3 separate regions of the Homo sapiens genome follow, and all the other regions are linked to region 1. The links are chromatin contacts, found by Hi-C in ENCODE. All regions are on one chromosome and are shown on one strand. Each heading gives the region's core, a stretch centred on a gene start or an enhancer-like site at or near the end of the contact. The rest is flanking DNA. Distances are from core to core; before and after follow the strand shown.

Region 1 (3,855 bases), core at 1,327-3,826:
AAATACCATTTGACCCAGCAATCCCATTACTGGGTATATACCCAAAGTATTATAAATGATTCTACTATAAAGACACATGCACACATATGTTTATTGTGGCACTATTCACAATAGCAAAGACTTGGAACCAACCCAAATGCCCATCAATGTTAGACTGGATAAAGAAAATGTGGCACATATACACCATGGAATACTATGCAGCCATAAAAAAGGATGAGTTCCTGTTCTTTGCAGGGACATGGATGAAGTTGGAAACCATCATTCTCAGCAAACTAACACAGGGACAGAAAACCAAACACAGTTATGTTTTCACTCATAAGTAGGAGTTGAATAATGAGAACACATGGACACAGGGAAGGGAACATCACACACCTGGGCCTGTCAGGGGGTGGGGGGCTAGAGGAGGGATAGCATTAGGAGAAATACCTAATGTAGATGACGGGTTGATGGGTGCAGCAAACCACCTTGGCACGTGTATACCTATGTAACAAACCTGCACATTCTGCACATGTATCCCAGAACTTAAAGTATATATATATATAAAATCCTATGCTTAATAAATGGGTTTTATATAAAAAATAGGTTTTTAGAGATAGGGTATTAACTTTTGCAGCTGCAGGACAGAAGTAGTTCTCCAAAGCACAGTTCTATGCTGGTAAGAGACCTAGGCAAGACTCACTTGACCACATACTGACATAATTACGTAAAAGATATGGTGCAGGGATAAGTTGCAATGAAAAAGCTGATGAAATCTCGGTCTGTTGAGGACTTAATATTATCCATGCTACATGCATACTTTTTGTGGGTGTAAGCTATACTTTTGAGCCATGATCAGAAATTATCTATAAATATATGAAATAAAAGGGGCGAATCAGGAAATATTCCCCGTAATGACCCACCCCTTCATTAGCACTAATAATACCTTAACCATATTGGTTAATTGATGGAACTAAGAAAAGGAAACATATTTAAGAAAATATGCTGGGCCTAATGTTAAGTGCGGTATTTTAATTAATTCATACTTACCAACCTGAAAATAAAATGAGGTTAAGGGAAAATGGCAACTTGCTCCAGGTCAAAGAACTAGGTAAAAGTAAACCTGGGATATGATTCCAGAGCCCATGTTCCCACTAATGCCATACCAATCCTTCCCTGAGCAATTTGCTTTTAAAGAGTAAATCCACAGTTACCACTTATGCAAGTCAGATGAAACGCTGGCTCCAGACACAACCTGGTATTTAATAAAGAGTAGTAGTCTATAAAGAGTAGTAGAGTCTATAACACTCACCCGTCTTCTTTTATCCATTGTCTCATAGTAAATATTGACAAACTCCTCAGCAGCTCTACATGCCTGATCTACATAAGTTTTAAAATCCTACAAGAAAAATTCCAGAAGTATAGATTACCAACCTTTTCAACCCCTCACAAACACAAAACCACTGACAGAAGCTGATGATTTATTTCAACCACTATGTAGCTCTATATACAGTCCACATTCTTTCATATAAATTCAGACATTTTAAAGGCCGGACTCTGAAGTTTGCAATTTTAAAATTTTTCACTAATTTTAAGTGCATGTCTTTAGGACATAATCTTCTCAATGAATCTGAGTCTTTTTCAGTCTCCACATATAAATTTATAATCTTTTCTTGGCAACTAAGCACTTTAGACTTTCAATATTTTACAAACATTCACGGCAATGAAAATGACACCACCTGAACCTTAGAAAAGGAGAGAGAGCGGCAAAAACTGCCACTGAATAAGCTAGGAAATTGTTTTCTGTTTTCAAGTGAGGTGTTAGAGCCAAACTCCAAAGTTGATGAATGGGAAACACACACACACACACACACACACACACACGAAAGTAGTTCAACTACTTGAAAAACCGGCAGCTCCACTTAGGAAACTTTCCCACATTGCGTAAATATTCACTGCTGTTTGCCTAAGAACTGTGACACCGAAGAAAGCAACGCTGTTGGCGTTCGTGCCGGAGAATTAAGGAATACCTTCCTTCTCATTCATGTACGGGGCCCAGTCTATTACTAAATTAAGAACAATGAATCGCCAGTTTCTTTGTCAGGTGACTGAAAGTGATTTTTAGAGAGGAAGATAATCGAGAGAAAGAAACTGCAAGCCATAAACAACAAACCCCAACATCCCCGCCTCTCGCTATTTCCCAGCTCAGGGTCCTTTCCGGGATCAGAAAGCGACTGCTAACCAGGCTGGGGGTGGGGCCGGCAGGGCGGGCAGCAAAGCGTGGGCCCCGCCCCGCAGTGCAGAGAGCCGGGACGTGATTCGTCACCTATCCACGTGAGCAGCAGCCAGACCGCCCCGGAATCCCTCCTCTCAGCCACTGGAGTCCGGCGCCCAGCCGTCCTGCCACGGCCCAGGCACTCACCAGAGACGTGGCCATCTGGGACCTTGTAGCAGTGTGTTCTGGCAGTGTCGGCGTCACTACCTCCTCACGTGTCCGGTCCGCAGGGCTGCGGAATGATCAATACTTATGAAGAGAGCGAAACCCGCCAAACGCACAAAATTTTCCACCCTCCCATTCTCTCCCGGAAGTAGCTCGGTCCGTCGTTAAAAGCACACCGATGTTCCAACCTTAAGTTCCACTTCCCTTCAGTTCCTGAAGATCCCTCCCATCCACCTTATCTACTTGTTTGATACTTAGTTTAAAATTTAAAAGCCACTTTGCTTTTGTAAACATGATACTCAACAGGAAAGTCCCCTACTTTTCTAACGACAAGCCTGGGGACAAGCAAAAATGAAAGTGTTCAATTACAGGGACTTTTTTGCCCCAGGAGGCGGAGCCAAAGCCCTCTGAAGACCAATTAGAAATGCGAGGAGACCTACTATTCCGTAGCCTATAGGATAAGTGGGCAGAGCTTGGGGAAAGGCGTGCGTGACTAGTGAACAATTTAGCATTCTGGAACGTTCTGGAAGGATCATCCTCACTGAATTACTACGTTTTGGCAGTATGCCTAAAATTACTATTTCATTTTAACCCAGCCACATTGAACAGGAAAAGTTCATCTGGTTTCTCCATTCTGGCATTTTAAAATGTCTCACGGACACCAACAAAAATTAAGTTTACAGTGCTATTCACCATCTTTTAAGGGCTATTTATTCTGCAAGGTATTCTAACAATAACTAAAATGTCGAGTGCTGACTATATGTAAGGTGCTTTTCTAATCAGTTTTACATATATTCACTTATTATAACAATGCTGAGGTAATTGCTATTATTTTATCATCTTCATTTTACAGCTAAGACTGTAAAATCTGCCTACGGTCACAAACTAGTTGAGATTCAAACTCAAGCAATATAACTGTCATGGCAATGTGGCTTTGCTCCCCAACACCCCTTAAAAACCTCTCATCCCAAAGCCGCCAATGACTTCTGATTTAAATGGCAAATTAATTAGATGTCGTAGTTTTACCTTGAGTGGCTGGTGTGTGGCCCCTCATAATAGTTACTTCTTCTTTGGTATCCTTCTCTGTCTCCCTGAGACCAGTGGCTTCTGTATTTTCTCATACTTTTAATCTTTCTCTTTATCTGGCTCTTTTCTCTTCAAGGTAGGACTAACGGAAGCTTCTTCTCAGCCAGCCAGCTTCCGTTTTCCGTTAACCTCTGACTGGCGTCACTTCCGGTGCATCCCCCCTTTTAAAGCCTCCCTTCTTCAGGGTGATCTAAATTGCTACTCGTATGCTAATGAATCTCAACAACCTATCCCAAGCCCCCACCCCTTATCTGAGCTCCAATTACACATAATAATTTTGCTAAACATGAACGTGACTGCACTATAGGCTTCTCAAACTTGTACGTCCAAAATTTAAACTCATTATTTCCTCC
Region 2 (3,432 bases), core at 1-2,500, 2.1 Mb before region 1:
TGCATGGCACACGTTTACCTTTGTAACAAGCCCGCACATCCTGCACATGTACCCCCAGAATACCCCAGAACTTAAAAAAAATTAAAATTAAAAGACCCAACCCTGAGATTCTTAGGCACCTTTACCTGCGTGACTAATAACAAGATCTGCTTTCTGAATGTCTTCTTTCAAGGAATCCTTGTACCTGTAAACATCCAGAGTAAACGACTCAGTACTGAAGGGTTCAGGTACCACCGTTCCTCTACCAATTTGCAGGATAAGTCGGTTGTAACCAAGGCTCTCGATTTTCTGAAAGAGGAAATCAGAATGTGAGGGCCTTTTAAACTGGCTATGTAAAACAGAGCAGGAACCACCACCACTACTAAAGTTTGACGTTAACATCGGAGCACGGCCGCCAAAAAGCCTATCTGTGGCCGATTTCACTTAGTTTTCAAAACTATTTTCTGGTCCGGGGCCCGACGAGGAACCTCCCAAGCACTCATGAATCTAAGCGACCCAGCTCGCAGAGTCCCGCGAAAGCCACAGCAGGAAAAGACTTTGGAAAAGGAGTCGCAAACTCGGGGGGAACCCAGGCACTACCCGTTCTGCCTCACTTGATCAACTGCGAGAACCGGGAGCCCTGAGGGGACGACGCGCGCTGAGGAGAGGAACCGCGCGGGCTCCGGCCAAGTGCTGAGGGGAAGGAGCCGGGCTCTGAGGCGAGCTCGGCTGGCTCAGACGCCGGCGCCGACGTGCGGTCCACAGGGGGGCCTGAGGAAAAACTGCCGAGCCCGGTGGAAAACCCGAGCTCGGAGGGGCGGAGCCGTTGGAAGGAGGGGCGGAGGACGCGGAGGCGGAGAATAGAGCGCGGGGGCAGACCGGAAAAGGAGCTGAAGAAATGAGGGAGAGGAGCGGCCGGAATAATGGGAAGAGGAAACAGGCAACCCCGAGTGGCCGGGTAGCCGGAGAAGGGCCCCGCCGGGCGTGGGCAGAAGCCAGCTAAGGGGCAGCGGCACCTGTGGTAGAGTTGCGGGGGTTTCTTTCCGAGCGCGACGGTCAGGCAAGGCTAACGCGGCTGGCAGTATGGCCGGAGATGGCGGGTGGCGAGCCAAGCCGCCGCCTGCTCGCCTCCCTCACTCACTTGCAGACTGTCGGGCGCCGACACACACGCAATGAGGTCGTCAAAGCTGGTGGTCCCTACGGTAACAAACACGCACTTCATGGCGCGGGTTCCTCAAGCCCTGATCGCAAGGGCCGGATATGACGCAACTGAGGCCACGCACGTTGCAGTGACTGCCTTCTGTGAGGGAGGCGGAAATCCGTAATGGCCGCCAGGGGGCGGCGGGGCCCCGGGCTGTGTCACCGGTTGGGTGGGGCAAAAGACTATTGGTGGCCTAGGTACCAGCCACTGTTCTAAGCCCTTTATGTGTAGGAGCCAGCTCTTGAGACCCCTCACTATAAGGGAATGGGGAATTGCCAAATGTAATTAACTTTTTCAAAACTGATGGGTAAAAAAAAAAAACATCATACCCTAAGCATTGAGTTGGTGTCGTTGCGTGGGTACCACAATCTTTTAATGACAGACAAGTTTGAGATTTTTTTGTTTGCTGCCAGGTTTTGTCAAGATACATTTGAGAGATGGTTTTACTTCGAGTTGGCTAAGGGGATATGAAAAATAAAAGTGCCTTACCAGGCACAGTGGCTGTAATCCCAAGCTACTGGGAAGAATCACTTGAGCCCAGGAGTTAAGACTAGCCTGGGCAACATAGCAAAACCCTTGTCTCTAAAAATATTATTTTTTAGGCCAGGTGCCATCGCTCAAGTATGTAATCCCAGCACTTTGGGAGGCCAAGGCAGGTATATTATTGAGGTCAGAAGTTCCAGACCAGCCTGGGCAACATGGTGAAATCCTGTCTCTCCTAAAAATACAAAAATTAGCCGGGCGTGGTGGCAGGCTCCTGTAATCCCAGCTACTCAGGAGGGTGAGGCACGACAATTGCTTGAGCCCAGGAGACAGAGGTTTCAGTGAGCCCAAGATCCTGCCATTGCACTCCAGCCTGGGTGACACAGAATGAGACCCTGTCTCAAACAAACAAAAAAAATTTAATTAGCCGGGGGTGGGAGCACCCACCTGTGTTCCTAGCTAGTCAGAAGGCTGAGGCTGCAGTGAGCCATGATCACACCACTGCACTGCAGCCTGGACGACAGTGAGACCCCGTCTCGAAAAAATAAAAAAACTAAAAATAAAAGGCATCTTATAAGGTATGGGGTCTTGCTCTGTTGCCCAGGCTTGATTCTAACTCCTGGGCTCAAGCAGTCCTCCTGTGGCAGGCCACGTCTCACTAACGGAGGCCTCCATAACAACTGTTTCAGTACTGAGTGGTGAAGTTAATATTAAAAGCTAAAAAAAGCCAGTGCCCTTATACAAAGGCTGGAATGTAACTAAAGCCCACCAAGAGTTTTGCCTAGGCCTTTCCTGGGCCCTAAAGCATGACAAAATAACAAAGGAAGTCTTAACATTACCCATTTAGGATTAAACAAGTTTTATTGTGGGTCTGAAGAAACTCCCCAGGCCTCCACAAACAAGTTTGTTGGGAGTCCGAAGGAACTCCCCAAACCTCTGTGATTTAGCAGGAGACAAGATAAGGGTAATCACGCCAGCACCTGGACTCATTTAGATTTTTTTTTTTTTTTTTTGAGACGGAGTCTCGCTCTGTCACCCAGGCTGGAGTGCAGTGACACAATCTCGGCTCACTGCAAGCTCTGCCTTCCGGGTTCACGCCATTCTCCTGCCTCAGCCTCTCAAGTAGCTGGGAATACAGGCACCCACCACCACGCCCGGCTAATTTGTTGTATTTTTAGTAGCGACGGGGTTTCACCATGTTAGCCAGGATGGTCTCGAACTCCTGACCTCATGATCCACCCACCTTGGCCTCCCAAAGTGCTGGGATTACAGGCGTGAGCCACCGCACCTTGCCGGACCCATTTAGATTAAGTAAATTTACTGAGGCTCCAGAGGAAGATCTTCAAGATTCAGACCTTATTTATAGATTAAAAGAAGTTAATCACTTATGTCTTTAGATGAATGCACACTTACATGTAGACATATAGCTTAGAAGGTATATAAGCTCTGGAAAACATCGTGATTTTGAGTTGGTTTCGTGATAATATCCAGGCCTTTTCCCTGTAAACAGTTACAGAAATAAAAACTCTCTTCCTCCACAGTTTATCTGCATCTTGTTATTAGGTCACGAGAAATAGCAGCCCCACCCTCAGTTTGGTCCGAGAGCACTCCCGCCTCCGCCTCCACCTCCCAAGTAGCTGGGACTACAGGTGCATCAAAAGTGGCTTTTAGAAAATCACTCTAACTGGCTGGGCACGGTGGCTCACGCCTGCAATCACAGCACTTTGGGAGGCCGAGGTGGGTGGATCACAAGGTCAGGAGCTTGAGGC
Region 3 (3,678 bases), core at 392-2,891, 2.9 Mb after region 1:
ATTATCCGTGATTTAGCATTGTGACAACATTGTAAAAGGGACTGAAAAGCAGTAATGTAGAAAATTATAGTCTTTCTCCTTCCAGTACTTTCTCTTATTTTATTTTTTGCATTTTATTTCTTTCCCCATTTCAAACGTGTTCATGCCTACAGTACTATCATTCCCCTTAATTTCATCTGTTAGAGAAAAAAAACGTATTTTAGAGCAGTTGCTGATGGCAAGCTAGTGTTTTCAAGCTAACTTCCTACTTCTGATACAGAAAAATTGAAGTTCCCAGATCAGTACTCTTTGTGGTGAGTAATAAGAAACAAGAAAATGAGAATGTCAAGCCTTCCCATAAAAATCACACCGTTAAAAGGTGATATTTACATAACTGTTACACGGCGTTTCAATCAATGTAAAGTATTAAGGAATACATCACGGAGCATCCTTTTTGAATGAAGATTAAAACATGCAAACCCGCAAATTTTTACAACCTTTATGCTAAATTCAAATCTATAAGCTCTTCAACCGACACAACGTACTATTTCCACAACTGGATTGGGAATAAAACTAAGATTAATTCCACCACAATCAAACATGTAACGAACGTATGAGGAATACTGACTCCCACATCAGTACGTTTGCCAGACTGAATTTTAAGATGTAGTCAAACACACTTCCTGAATTGGCCACTTTTGCAATCAAAGAAACAAACAAACAAAAAACACCAACAAAAACCACTGGCTGTGCAAATTTCATTGAGCATCCCTTGGTCATTTAAGAAAACTTGTCTACCTACCACTCCTGGCTTGTAATTAACAATACAAAAGCATTTTCATTTCCTTTCCCGTTCACGCAAGCTCCTGAAAACTATTTTTTTTAAAACCCTCTGCCGTTCTTTCCAAACACTTACCGCTAAAGTTGTGTTCCTCAGGTTGCTTGTCTGTTAACCAGATATCTCCATAGGGATCTTCGTTATTCCACAGCGCCAGGTAATGACTCTTCCCGCCTCTTAAAGGCCTCTCTGGTTTCTCCTGGTGCGCTCTATTTCTGAAGGGAGTTTCTAAAGAAATACTGTCTGAAGTCTCCCCACAGTGGACGTTATCTATGCACAGGATCCCCTGGCCTATCCTTTTCTCATTGTAAAGACATGAGACCCTGGAAATTCTCATTTGAATGCCAACTTTAAGAATATTTTGATATACGAGAGAGTTCAAGCTGGGGTCCAGGTAGCACTTCTCCTGGTACACCCCATCTGAGATCGTCACATCATAGCAATAAAGGGGAGGCTTGGGCACCGTGTCGCGTGGCTCATCCTCTAACAGGTACCTCTGGACGGCCAGCACAGTTACAGGCACCACCTCCGAGGGGGTGACACACTGGCGAGGTGAGTCCATAATCTGCTCAAGAACCTTTTGGATCCAGGACCTGGGCCCTTGGGAACCAGCTCTTCGGATCACCCCTCCCGGGACCCCAGCCCGATTCCTCTCAGGGTTCGGCCAATCTAGCCCTGCATGTGAGGGACCAGCCTCAGGCTGTCCTGACTCACCAGACATTGTTGGATAACTGCGTACCCGCTTCACTCCCAAAAGCTAGTTTGCCCCGTCCAAAGCGGAGAGAAATAAAACCGCGCGCTTTGGCGACGATCGCTACTCTGCCCCTGCTGACAGGCAAGACTCCGCCCCGTAGCGAGGCTGCAAAGACTTTACGCGTGCGCGCGCCAGCTCTCCCACCCCGCCCCTCGCTCCGAGCGCTTCCGACTCGAGACACTGTTACTAGGCAGTCACACGCGCGAGTTACGTAGCAGGTCGTCCGACCTTGTGCCCGCCGGGTTGCCGTCTGGGGGAGGGATGACAGGGGAAGGGGAGGGGGAATCGGTGGTTGTCATGGTTCTCAAAGAGGGAGGGGGAGAGCGCTTGTGGTCCCCTGGAAAGGAGGATGCCTAGAGGCAAGGGAAAAGAGAAAGTGGCAAGAATCAGGGTGCAGAGTCAAAGCTCAGGGATTTGGGGGTTTGGGCTTTGGGCCAGGAACAGAAAGTAATTTAGAGTTGGTTAACATATGTTAATGTTATAACATGGGTTTCCTGTAGTATGAACAAAACCAGATAATTTATGCAGAGCCTCCAGGACAGACTCTAGCACAAAAAGTCCTCAGTAAACATTAGCTGCTATTGCGATTAGCATTAGCATAATTATCTGTAGTGGCTCCCTGAGTGTAGGGTGGGTGAATTAGTGTTTAAGTGCAAATGAAAATAGAAAACTAGAACTGGCTTGTAAAGGGCTGCCTTTAGATTAGACTTCTTAAAATGCAGCTAGTTTTAATATAATACCTGGCCTAATATACATCTAGGGTAGAGATTTCAGAAACTTTGTTTAATGTTTGTTTGTTTAATGCAAGGCATATATCAGGAACGAATGTAAAGTGAAAAAGCTGATAAGAATAGTAAAAATTAAGGATAAAATATTTAATAGATGTACTTAGATCCAGTATACATAGAAGGGAGTAATTGTTCTAAGAATACTTTTTAAGATGGTTATGAGCTGATTTTGTTTATACTAATTTCCTTTGGCTCTCTATTTTATCATTCTTTATTCACTATTTATGAAGTCTCTATATGAGGTAGGCACTGTTTTAGGCCACTGGGGATAACTGTAGTCAGGGTCCTTCCCTCAAGTTTCTTCTCATTGCTTGGGCTAAAGAGCCCTGCCGTTATTAATACTTAACTAATTTACTCATTCTATACAGATTTCTTGAGTGTCTGGTCTGGGCAGGGTATAGCCTTGCTAGGGAGACCAAAAAACATAGTAAGGGGAAATAAAGTGGAGGGAACAGGAGTTAATATTTTATAAAAAGTATGATTACAGAAAGGTTCTCTAGTAAGAGACTGAACAGAACAGAGATGTGCAGGAAGTGAGGAAGTGAGCTATGTGGATATCTAGGGGAATGGCACTTGAATCAGAGAAAACAAGAAGAATAAATTCCATGAGACAGAAGCATACTTGATATTTTCAAGGAAATGCATAAGCCAATCAGCCGCAGTGGAGGGGCGAGGGGGAGAGTGGTAGGAGGTGAGGTCAGAGAGGTAGCAGGGTTTCTTCTATTATGAGCAAAGGAGTGACATGACACTTAGTCTTGAACCCCACTTCCTTCATGATGCCTCCCCTCACCAATTCAGTCTAGGATAATCTTTCTCTTCTCTGTATCACCTTGTATCACTCATTTGATACTTATCATCTAATACTTGCAGTTAAAAAAAAAAAACTTAATGTATGCGTAACTCAGAGTTTCTCAACATGGGCACTCTTGATTCTTTGGGCCAGAAAGTTTTTTGTTGTGGGCTGTCTTGTGCACTGTAGGATGCTTAGCAGCATCTCTGGCCTCTACCCATTAGATACCTGTAGCACCTCCCCCTCCAGTTGTGAGAACCAGAAATATCTCCAGACATTGCCAAATGTCCCCTGGGGTAGCAAAGTCGCTACAAGTTGGAACACCCGATTATGATCTGCATTAACTAGATCTTAAACTTTTCGAAAGCAGAAACTGATTTGTTCTTTCACTACTGCTATGCATAAAAGGCACTCAAATATTTTAAATAAGTAAAACATATAATTCCCAGTGCCTCTCTACCAAAGGGAATATACAAGTGTGGCTTTCCATAAACAAACAAATGCAATATACAAAAATCCAAATTTACCA

Evidence for each region. Hi-C counts contacts between places; a loop is a spot of excess contacts on that map. Pooled maps may share reads with other maps.
Region 2: a map of ascending aorta shows a loop between it and region 1 (12-fold over the local background). The contact joins the promoter of ALG13 here to the promoter of NXT2 in region 1. A Hi-C loop is called at or near these places in 3 of 168 maps with a recorded cell type or tissue (CD4-positive, alpha-beta memory T cell, CD8-positive, alpha-beta T cell and ascending aorta), 2 of 37 single-sample maps with no recorded cell type and 19 of 50 pooled maps.
Region 3: a map of B cell shows a loop between it and region 1 (28-fold over the local background). The contact joins the promoter of RADX here to the promoter of NXT2 in region 1. A Hi-C loop is called at or near these places in 2 of 168 maps with a recorded cell type or tissue (B cell and naive thymus-derived CD4-positive, alpha-beta T cell) and 8 of 50 pooled maps.

What each region holds. Positions count from the first base shown.
Region 1 is chrX:109,535,565-109,539,419 of GRCh38, reverse strand. It overlaps NXT2 (nuclear transport factor 2 like export factor 2), which reads right to left and starts at 2,576. Exons shown (of 4, transcript NM_001242617.2): 1 at 2,399-2,576; 2 at 1,289-1,375. The coding sequence starts at 2,413. RefSeq lists enhancers at 2,046-2,105, 2,396-2,595 and a silencer at 2,216-2,265.
Region 2 is chrX:111,678,988-111,682,419 of GRCh38, reverse strand. It overlaps ALG13 (ALG13 UDP-N-acetylglucosaminyltransferase subunit), which reads right to left and starts at 1,250. Exons shown (of 27, transcript NM_001099922.3): 1 at 1,121-1,250; 2 at 126-288. The coding sequence starts at 1,201. RefSeq lists enhancers at 794-853, 874-923, 994-1,183, 863-1,582.
Region 3 is chrX:106,609,941-106,613,618 of GRCh38, reverse strand. RADX (RPA1 related single stranded DNA binding protein, X-linked) reads right to left here and starts at 1,641. Exons shown (of 14, transcript NM_018015.6): 1 at 896-1,641. The coding sequence starts at 1,538. RefSeq lists enhancers at 1,077-1,416, 1,457-1,646.